Linked DNA regions of Homo sapiens: region 1 is linked to region 2. A link is a loop called in an ENCODE intact Hi-C map of the cell type or tissue named here. Cell type or tissue: B cell. All regions are shown on one strand. Links, peaks and the distances in the headings refer to the core of each region. The heading gives the core; the rest is flanking DNA.

What was found. Peaks named below come from ENCODE experiments on the same cell type or tissue, not always from the same donor. Only the 100,000 strongest peaks of a DNase experiment are listed, where the experiment ranks them.
Region 1: a loop joins it to region 2, with 6 times the contacts of the local background. A loop is called at or near these places in 3 of 110 quality-filtered maps.

What each region holds. Positions count from the first base shown.
Region 1 is chr19:18,787,295-18,792,656 of GRCh38, reverse strand. It overlaps COMP (cartilage oligomeric matrix protein), which reads left to right and starts at 1,352. Exons shown (of 19, transcript NM_000095.3): 1 at 1,352-1,466; 2 at 1,722-1,807; 3 at 2,044-2,095; 4 at 2,543-2,715; 5 at 3,360-3,497; 6 at 3,744-3,818; 7 at 3,907-4,065; 8 at 4,143-4,247; 9 at 4,338-4,445; 10 at 5,007-5,166. The coding sequence starts at 1,388. RefSeq lists enhancers at 1,033-1,611, 1,612-2,192, 2,193-2,772. In B cell, for the core only: no CTCF peak of the experiment used is centred there; DNase peaks (open chromatin) are centred at 1,606, 2,476, 3,826 and 4,986; H3K4me3 peaks cover 2,565 bases; H3K27me3 peaks cover 4,655 bases.
Region 2 is chr19:18,634,152-18,639,513 of GRCh38, reverse strand. It overlaps KLHL26 (kelch like family member 26), which reads right to left and starts at 2,486. Exons shown (of 3, transcript NM_018316.3): 1 at 2,377-2,486. The coding sequence starts at 2,459. RefSeq lists enhancers at 1,533-2,047, 2,048-2,562, 2,521-2,815 and silencers at 2,302-2,811, 2,862-3,021, 3,032-3,111, 3,152-3,341. In B cell, for the core only: no CTCF peak of the experiment used is centred there; DNase peaks (open chromatin) are centred at 1,137, 1,523, 2,763 and 3,836; H3K4me3 peaks cover 1,659 bases; H3K27ac peaks cover 2,154 bases.

The sequences.
Region 1 (5,362 bases), core at 112-5,111, 150 kb before region 2:
AGTGTGGCTGGCCAGTTAGCGGTAACTTTTATTTTTATTACAGGCTGTTCCCACAGCAGCTGGAGCACAGTTTGGAAGGTATGGCACAGCCTGGACAAACAGAAGCCCCGGACCTCCCCTTGCTAGAGCCCTTTAACTTGCTCCCCTCCAGATGGGGGCCTCACACCCCATTGCGCAGATTGGAAAACCAAGTGGGCCTGTCCCCTTGGACAGGGGTTGGGGCAAGATCCTGAACGCTGTCCCCTCCTCCACCAGCCGAGGGACCATGGGGAGGGGAGGGAACACCAGCAATGAGTTGGGTTGGGGGGAGTCATTTGCAGCCCTCCAGCGTTGGGGCCAGAAGCGGCCTCCTTGGACAGAGGCAGGAAAATTGAGAGTCCCAGGTCTCAACTGCCCCTCCCCTATTTTCCATTCATCATCATAATCATCATTACTATTAATCATTAATTAATAATTATTAACTTATTACCTCCATTGTGCAAGGGAGGAATTACGCCTGGGTAATTTTTGTACTTTTAGTAGAGATGGGGTTTCACCATGTTAGCCAGGCTGGTCTCAAACTCCTGACCTCAGGTGATCTGCCCGCCTTGGCTTCCCAAAGTGCTGGGATTACAGGTGTGAGCCACCGCACCCAGCAACTTACCCAGTTTTGAAGCACTTCAGGAGGAGTGGAGGGCCAGTCAGTCTGATCCATAGTGGGTGGACCTATTTTTTCAGACGCTGGTGACTCTGTTTCCCGAAGTGTGAGCTGAGAGCGTGGCCATGGAGCCTGCCTTGTTTGGAACTGGAACTCAGGTTTGGCATACAGCAAGCACTCAATCAATCAATCAATCAATGAGCTGAATGCTATGGCTGGATCCTGTAATCCCAGTTATGTGGGGAGTATCGCTTGAGGCCGGGAGTTTGAGACTACTAGCCTGCAGGACATAGCCAGACCCGGTCTCTAAAAATAAAAATAAAAATAAAAATAAATTAGCTGGACTTGGTGGTGCGGGCTTGTAGTCCCAGCTACATGGGAGACTGAAGCAAGAGGATGCGATACAGCCACACCCCGTCACACACACACACACACACACACACAGACGCACACACACAGTGAATGAAAGTGGGGGCAGTACCCCCTGACTCCCTGCCCCACCAGCTCTCTCCACAGACCCCGGGACTCAGTTTCCCCACCATGTCGGATTCAGCCGCGGGCGACTTCGCGGGGCATTCCGGGCGGGGACTTGAACGCAGGGGCCAGCGCCATCTGTTTACCTTGAGGCTGGACGTTGGGCAGGGCTGTGGTGGGCCGTCCCTGGGGCCGGCCGTGCCTTGGGGATAAATAGGCCCCGCGGGCCTCGTGGGCGGTAGAAAGCGAGCAGCCACCCAGCTCCCCGCCACCGCCATGGTCCCCGACACCGCCTGCGTTCTTCTGCTCACCCTGGCTGCCCTCGGCGCGTCCGGACAGGGCCAGAGCCCGTTGGGTAAGCCGCGTTAGCACCCGCGCCGTGCCCACGGCCCCACAACGGACTGTAGGACCCGTGAGAGGCCCGGGATCCAGGCTGTTTGGGGCTCACGGACTGTTCGTAGGGGACGTGCCGGGCGCAGAAAGCAGGTGGCGGGACCGAGACTAGAGGAGCGCAGTGGGGCCTCGGAGGTCCGGGTTCGCTGCAACGGTGGGAGTTGGTGGTGGGATTCCCCGGCCCCATGACGCCTCACCAGGTCCCCTGCCGCCGCAGGCTCAGACCTGGGCCCGCAGATGCTTCGGGAACTGCAGGAAACCAACGCGGCGCTGCAGGACGTGCGGGAGCTGCTGCGGCAGCAGGTGCGGGGCCCGGGTGCGGGGCAGGGAGTGCCAGGGAACGGAAGGGGGTCTCAGTTCCCAGCGAGGAGAGAGGAAGTACCCGAGAAGGTGGAGAGGAGATGGGGAGGGAAGGGGGTCGGCGGGTAGGGAGTCCTTGGCGAAAAGAGGCTGTAGAAAGGGACCCCGGGGTAGAGAGAGGGGAGACCCGAGGGATGAGGAGAGGTTGGGACCCCGCTGATTCCATCCCACCCCTGCAGGTCAGGGAGATCACGTTCCTGAAAAACACGGTGATGGAGTGTGACGCGTGCGGTGAGCGCGGCGGGGCGGTCGGGAGAGAGAAGAGACGGGAGACAGAGACACAGAGACAGAGACAGAGAGCCAGGGAAAGCTGGGGAGGAAAAGAGACGGAAGGAGATGGAGGCTGACGGAGAGGTGGACGGACGAACGGGAATGGGATGGGGTGTGTAGAAACAGAGACAAAAAGAGACAGAAGCGGTGAGAGAGTTTTGGGGAAGTGAGAGACGCCACGGGGCAGAAAAGCGGGACAGAGACTCAGAGAAGAGACCGGGGAGACCCCGCGGTCAGAGCGCGCAGCCTCTGGGGCGGGATCGCGGACAGCGCAGGATTTCGGGCCGCCCCGGGGCGGGGGGTGGGGGGGAAGGGGAAGCCTCCAGCCCCGGGGCGTGGCCATGATAGGCTCTGCCCCCGGGCGAGCCACCGATCAGCCCCGCCGCTTCTCCCCCCTCCCCCCCGCAGGGATGCAGCAGTCAGTACGCACCGGCCTACCCAGCGTGCGGCCCCTGCTCCACTGCGCGCCCGGCTTCTGCTTCCCCGGCGTGGCCTGCATCCAGACGGAGAGCGGCGCGCGCTGCGGCCCCTGCCCCGCGGGCTTCACGGGCAACGGCTCGCACTGCACCGACGTCAACGAGGTGCGCTAGCCCCGACACTCCACCGCCCTGACGACTCCCTCTACCGCCCCCCAATCTCTCGCCGCCCGGGAGACCCCTTCCTCCACTGGGAGTGTTCGCCCCGAAGAGCCTCTCACCTCCGGGGGCGCACGGCCAGACTACCTCCTTACCGCGGGGGGACGCCCAACCCAAGGACCATCCCCGTCACCACCCGGGACGCCCGCCCCCACAACCCCCTACATAGCTAGTGACGCCCGCCCCGACGACTCCCTCACCGCCAGGGGTGGTCCGCCCCAGCTACCCTCCTCGCCGCAGGGGATCGCCAGTCCCAACGACCCTTCCACAGCCAGGGAACGCACGCCCAGACCCCCCGCCACCGCCGGGCACGCACGCCCCGACGACCCCTGCCCCCCTCTGCTGGGGATGCCCGCCCTCATCCTTCCTCCCCTCGCCCATGAGGGAACAGCTCTCCTCTCCTCTCCCGGTTGCGCCCTTGCCGTCATCAAGGCAAAGTCGTGCCTGACCCCTGCGACAATTGCTTCCATCTCAGAGCTCCAAGCACTGGCATATGGCCCTTGAACTTTCCACATCCGAGACACTACGAGGTGCGGCCCCCAGGGCCCAGCTCGAAGCCCTCTGACCCTCTGTGGCCCCTCCTCCCCCAGTGCAACGCCCACCCCTGCTTCCCCCGAGTCCGCTGTATCAACACCAGCCCGGGGTTCCGCTGCGAGGCTTGCCCGCCGGGGTACAGCGGCCCCACCCACCAGGGCGTGGGGCTGGCTTTCGCCAAGGCCAACAAGCAGGTGAGAGGTGTGGGGGCCCCATTTTTGGAGCAGAAGGGAAGGGGGCGTCCATTTTGTTTACCAGTAAACTCCTCTTCCAGCCTCCTTCCAGCGGGAGGGGTGGGGAGAGGAGGGGTCCGCTGCGCCAGGGCTGATCGGTTTGGGGCAGGATGGAGGGGAGAGGCAGGATGCGGAGGAAGTGTGGAGGAGGTGGGAGGTCCGGAGGTGTCTGCGTGGGGTGGTGACCTCTGAGTTCCCCTCCCCTAGGTTTGCACGGACATCAACGAGTGTGAGACCGGGCAACATAACTGCGTCCCCAACTCCGTGTGCATCAACACCCGGGTAAGGCCCGCTGGGGAGGAAGAAAGGATCGCGGGAGGTGGGGCGAGCGGCGGGCGGCCTGCGCTGACCTCCGGCGGCTCCGGCGCAGGGCTCCTTCCAGTGCGGCCCGTGCCAGCCCGGCTTCGTGGGCGACCAGGCGTCCGGCTGCCAGCGGCGCGCACAGCGCTTCTGCCCCGACGGCTCGCCCAGCGAGTGCCACGAGCATGCAGACTGCGTCCTAGAGCGCGATGGCTCGCGGTCGTGCGTGGTGAGTGCGGGCGGGCTGGGCTTGAGGCGGGGTTGGGTGGCGGCCACTCCAGGGCACCCACTTACACTCTCCCACAGTGTGCCGTTGGCTGGGCCGGCAACGGGATCCTCTGTGGTCGCGACACTGACCTAGACGGCTTCCCGGACGAGAAGCTGCGCTGCCCGGAGCGCCAGTGCCGTAAGGTGGGTGGGGGCGGAGCGGGGCGGGCTTGGGCAGGAGGGAGGGCGGGACTTCATGACCGCGCCCCTCACACCTTCTGTGCCCGCCCCCAGGACAACTGCGTGACTGTGCCCAACTCAGGGCAGGAGGATGTGGACCGCGATGGCATCGGAGACGCCTGCGATCCGGATGCCGACGGGGACGGGGTCCCCAATGAAAAGGTAGATCTACGGCTCGGCACGGTGGTTCACTCCTGTAATCCCAGCACTTTGGGAGGCCGAGGCGGGCGGATCACGAGGTCAAGAGATGGAGACCATCCTGGCCATCATGGTGAAACCCCTCCTCTACTAAAAATACAAAAATTAGCGGGGCGTGGTGGTGCACGCCTGTAATCCCAGCTACTCAGGAGGCTGAGGCAGGAGAATCGCTTGAACCCGGGAGGCGGAGGTTGCAGTCAGCCGAGATCGCGCCACTGCACTCCAGCCTAGCGACAGAGCAAGACTCTGTCTCAAAAAAAAGAAAGAAAGAAAGAAAGAAAGAAAGAAAGAAAGAAAGAAAGAAAGAAAGAGAAAAAGAAAAAGAAAAAAGAAAAGACAGAGCTGTGAGCGGGGCCTAGGGAAGTGGGATGGGGCGTGGCTTGGATGAGGGGCGTGGCCTCCGTGGTCTAGGAGGGGCGAAAGGTTCCTTGAGGAGGAGACGCGTCCTCGGAGATTTGGGAATCTGAGGAGTGTGACCTTTGCCTTCTCGACCTGATCTCACCCTTAACCCACCCTGTCATCCAGGACAACTGCCCGCTGGTGCGGAACCCAGACCAGCGCAACACGGACGAGGACAAGTGGGGCGATGCGTGCGACAACTGCCGGTCCCAGAAGAACGACGACCAAAAGGACACAGACCAGGACGGCCGGGGCGATGCGTGCGACGACGACATCGACGGCGACCGTGAGCTCGATGGGGGTTGGGGGGCGAGGAGAGGCGGCGGGCACCGAAGGGCGGGATTCGGCTCCGGGGCGGGGCTTGGCTGGTTTTGGAAGCCGGATGGGGTAAGCTGGACTAGGGCGCCCTGGACCAAAGACCATGGTGGGGCGCCAGAAAAATGCAAGCTGGGCTGCAAGGCCAGGAAAAACGCAGGGATATT
Region 2 (5,362 bases), core at 214-5,213:
TGCTTGAACCCAGGAGGCAAAGGTTGCAGTGAGCCGAGATCACACTACTGCACTCCAGCCTGGGCAACAGAGTAACTCTATCTCAAAAAAAAAAAAAAAAAAAAAAAAAACTTAATGATAAATTAAAATGAGTGAATTGGCTGGGTGCAGTAGTTCACGCCTGTAATCCCAGCACTTTGGGAGGCCGAGGCGGGTGGATCACCTGAGCTCAGGAATGCCAGACCTGCCTGGCCAACAGTGAAACCCTGTCTCTACTTAAAAAATACAAAAATTAGCCAGGCATGGTGGCGGGCACCTGTAGTCCCAGCTACTCAGGAGGCTGAGGCAGGAAAATCCCTTGAACCTGGAAGGCAGAGGTTGCAGTGAGCCGAGATTGCGCCACTGCACTCCAGCCTGGGTGACAGAGCAAGATTCTGTCTCAAAAAATAAATAAATAAATAAAAACAAAATGAGTGAATTGTATGCCATGCAATTAATTATATCTTGATAAAGCTGTTTATAAAAAAAGAGCCATGCCCAGCATGGTGGCTCACATCTGTAATCTCAGCACTTAGTGAGGGGTGAGGCAAGAAGATTGCTTGAGCCCAAGAGTTTGAGACCAGCCTGGCAACAGAGCAAGACCTGGTCTTTACAAAAAATTTAAAAATTAGCCAAGTGTGGTGGTGCACACCTGTAGTCCCAGCTACTCAGGAGGCTGAGGTGGGAGGATCACTTGAGTCCAGGAGTTTGAGGCTGCGGTGAGCCTTGGTGGCGTCACTGCACTCCAGCCTAGATACCTGGGTGACAGAGCGAGACGGGGTTTCAAAAAAATAAAAATAAAAAAAGCCCTAGCCCCAGGTTATCCCACTCCAGTGCCCAAGGCAGGGACCTGGGGTTCACTGTCCCTCTTCCCTGTCCCTTACTTGCCAACTGATACCCAATTTTCAAGCCCTGGCCACTCCCTGAATATCTCTGAAAATCCTCTGACATCTCCTGGCTCCCTACTGCAGGACAATCTTGCCCCACACCTACCCCAGGAGGCTGGTCACCCCTCTGGACACACACCTCCTGGGTTCCCCATGGCCCCTCTGGCAGACCAGATTCAATGCCCACAGACCTAAGTCTCAAGGTGCCACTCAGCATCCTCAGGAACAGGCAGGGCCTTTGCCTCCTCTGTGCCCTGGCCCAGCCATCCCTCCTCCCTTCCCCACCCATCCCATGCGTGTTCCATTCAGTACCAAATCACACAGCCAGGCCATCAGGCCATTCCCTCCAACAATCAGCCCACAGGTCCAAAACTCCACAGCACGTAAGTATCAAACAACTTCATCATTTATCATGTTGCCTGAAATTACTGGCTCCTGGAAGCTCACCAGCAAGAAAAAGCCTGAATTTCCTCCTTGGCCTGACCTGGGTGCTGGGCTAGAGGAGGAGCTGGGGTGGGAGGGTCTGGCTTTGCCCAATAGGAAAAGAGCAGGAGATCACACTCCTAAGGCAGGTGTTCTTTCCCTCTGACAATCCAATACAATGCATGCACACACATATCATTAGTTATTGATGATAACTAATTGTCATGCAAACCTGGACGTTCAAGCAATCCATGTCAGGACTGGGCCATGGGGAAAGGGGGCCTCCCTCTGACCAAAGGGGTGAATTCTGTCCCCTTGTCTGAGGGCAAGACCTTTCTGTAAGTCCTTTAGCCTGTTGGGGATGTGGATTTGGACCCCATGGGGATGGAAGGGAGGAGCCCCAAAGAAGAACCCTCTGTATGTTCTTTATAAACCCCCTGGAGTTCTCTCACCCCCCTCAGGTTCCCTAGACCCACCCCAGGCCCCCTCAGCCTCCCCATCTCAGACTCCCAGATTCACCTAAGTCCCCCACCCAGAGCCTCCCACAGTCTCTACTCCTTCCAGCGCCCCTCAGCACGCTCTCAGGACCACCTTTAGCCACCTTGGGGCCCTTCAGCACCTCCCAGGATGCCTTGGGCCTTAGCCCCTTCCTCAGAGCCCCCAAGACACCTCACCACCCTCAGACTGGCCATGGCATGGCCCCTGCTCAGGCCCTCTCTGCTGCCCAGGCCCTTTGGCATCCCCAGTTGCCCCACGGCCCACCACAGTCAAGAGCCCCTCGGTTTCCCTTCAGACCCCCAGGATTCTCAGGTCCCTAGGGCCGCCTGCAGACGCCTCGAGGTCCTGGGGCACCCAGCCCCCCTCCAGCCACCCCCTCAGTAGCCCTCGGCTCCTCCAGTACCCCACGGCCCCGTAAAGTCCAAATTCTCAGCGAAAGACCCTCGAGCCGTGCCAGGCCTCCCCTCAACCCCTCAGGACGCCCAAGACTGCCCACAGGTTTCCTGGGCTCCAAGACAGGTGCAGGTCTATCCTGCGGGCCGGGTCTCACCTGTTCGGGCGCTCGGGGCCCGGGCCCGCGCCGAAAGCGCCGCCGCCACCAGCACCACCGCTGCTACCGCCGGACTCCGCCATCTTCCCCCCGCCGTCGCGCGTTCGAGTGACGGGAGCCGCGCGCGCAGGCCCGGGAAACCGAGACGCGGGGGGCGGGGCGGGGCCAGGTCTGCGGAGGGGCGGGGCCGGGACCAGAAACCAAGGATTGGGGCGGGCCCGGAATCGGAGGGGCGTGGTCTACGGAGGGCCGGGGCGGGTCTGGGATAAAGGGAGGGGCCTGCTATGCAGAGAGGTGGGTCCAGGGCGGGGCCTGGGCTAGGGGTGCCGGATTGGGGCGGGACCCTGGCGTGAGGGGCGGAACCAAGTCTGAAAGGGAAGCGGTTCTGGGCTGAGAGGGCGTATTGTCTGTGGATAGGTGGGGACGGGGCGAAGCAGGACAAGTAGGCGCAGGATGGGGTTGGTCCCTGGGCTGAGGAGTGGGGCGGGGTCTGAAGAAGGGGCAGGCCCAGGGCAAGAGGAGGAGGGACAAGGGTCCGGCCTGCGGAGGAGGCGGGGCGCAGGATAAAGGGCGGGGCCAGGTGTGAGAAGGGACAAGGTGGAGGTTAGGAATGCGGTGGGGGAGTGGTCGGGGAGGTAGAAAGGAGAAGATGGGTCTGAGGTTGGGCGGGTCTGGGCAGGAGAGAGGAGGAATCTGGGGATGGATGTGGTCAAGCGAAGAGAGGGCCTGGTCTGAGGAAGGGCGGGGCCTGGGCGAGGGGTGGAGTCTGGTTGGAAGGAGGGCGGGGAAGATCAGGGGTGTGTGCGTGGAGGGGGCGAGGGATTGGCGGGGCCGGGGGGGCGGAGCCTCATCTGATGGGGGTGGGGCCGGGCTAAGTGAGCGGCGGATCTGAGGAGGGGCGGGGCACGTGCAGGTGTTAAGGAGTGTCTGTGAGTGCCCTGGGGCGCTGGCAGGCGTGCCCCGGGCGTTGGCTGGGCGTGGTTATACTTTGAGGCGTTGGAGCCACAGGGAAGTGAGTTATAGGTAGGGTGGGAGGGAGGGTGAGATGGAGCATGGAGAAATGGGTCTCTAAGCTCTGAGAACCACACCCTCCCTCTCCCCACCCTGCACACCCCGACTCCAGTCTTACCTCCTTCCCAGGCCTCTCTCAGGGGCGAAACTCACCCATGCCCAGGCCTCAGACTTCCAGCCCCTCATGGTTCCCCACCCTCCCCTGACATACCCTCTTCAGAGCCTCCACCCTGAGACCCCAATCATCTGGCCTTAGGTTCCCACCACCTGCTTCATACACCAATTCTGGTTTCTCATACTCTAAAACCCTGCACATCCAATTATCTCCCATTCTCTACTCAAAACTCATCTCCCACTCCCCCAAATCCCTGCCCACAGATCCTTCAAACCTTACACTCCCAAAGTCCATTCCACCGGACCCAACACCCTCAGATCCCCAAGCACCAGCCCTCCCAACACACTGACCCTCAGCCAGGGCTCAAAGTCCTGCATCTATAGGCGTCTATGAAGCATCTAGACCTTTTGGGGGCACCCCTCACCCCCCATCTCTGGTAAGCTCCAGGCTCCCAGGATCCCCTCTGTAGCTTGGAGCTCATTTATTCTTTTAACCTCCAAGTCAGAAAACTCTGACTTGTGCAGTCTTGGGCAGAAAGCAGTGATCCAGAAGGAGCTCAAAGCCTTCTTTCCCGTCAGTGCTGGAAGAAGGAGGTGGCTATGGGGCTGGAGACCCCATAGGAGGAAGGAAGGGGCCTGCTTGAGTGGACTCCTGCAGGTTGGACCGCACTCAACCAGCATCTCCAACAGAGGGCCTGATACAACAATACGTGCTCAATCGTTACACAAAATGCTCTCAGATGACCCTGTGCAAGCTGACAGATACCAAGTGCTGAAGGGAACTGCTGGCATCTCCAATACACAGTAAGCACTCTGCAAATGTTGAATGCACGCGTGCATGAACAGCTCACGTTCCGGCAAGCTCTGCACACACACACACACACCCTTGCCTGCCCTAAGTCAGCACCGCCCCAGGAGTCTTTGTTCCAGACGAACCACATGCAGGCATCAAACCTCACTCAGCAGCGACCTACAGCTGACACACCCGCCACAAATAACATTTGAAATCAATGGTGTCCATATGCACGCACACTTCATAAACATCCAGATTTGACCCATATGTCAGACACACAAGACACACAGCTGAAGATAAGAAAGAAGAGGTTCTCTGGGCTCCTGGCTGTGCACACACACATAGTGTGCTGTAGACTCACTGCACTTTGGACACACTGTGTGATCTGTCCTCCACGATCACATAGCACAGGGCAGCCAGTGCAATGTCCCTGGGGCAGGAGCGTGCCTAGAGAGTGGCCTGGCAGAGAAAAATTAGGAAGAGGGAGAGGAGAGGGGAGGAGAATGGGTGGGAGGCAACAGGAGGTGCTTCAGGTCACAGAGGGCTTTGGGGATCATTTTTGGGGTCCTCTGCATGAAATGAGAAGGGAGAGGGGGCTTGTAAGCAGTGGCAATGTAATTGACACTGGGTTTTTGTTTTGTTTTGTTTTGTTTTGTTTTTGAGACGGAGTCTTGCTCTGTGGCCCACCCTGGAGTGCAGTGGTGCGATCTCAGCTCACTGCAACCTCCGCCTCCTGGGTTCAAGCCATTCTCCTGCCTCAGCCTCCTGAGTAGCTGGGACTACAGGCATGTACCACATGCCTGGCTAATTTTTTTTTTTTTTTTGAGATGGAGTCTCACTCTGTCACCCAGGCTGGAGTGCCGTGGCACAATCTCAGCTCACTGCAATCTTCGCCTCCCAGGTTCAAGTGATTCTCCTGCCTCAGCCTCCCGAGTAGCTGGGACTACAGGCATGTGCCACCACGCCCAGCCAATTTTTGTATTTTTAGTTGAGATGGTTTCACCATGTTGGACAGGCTGGTCTCAAACTCCTGACCTCAAGTGATCCACCTGCCTTGGCCTCCCAAAG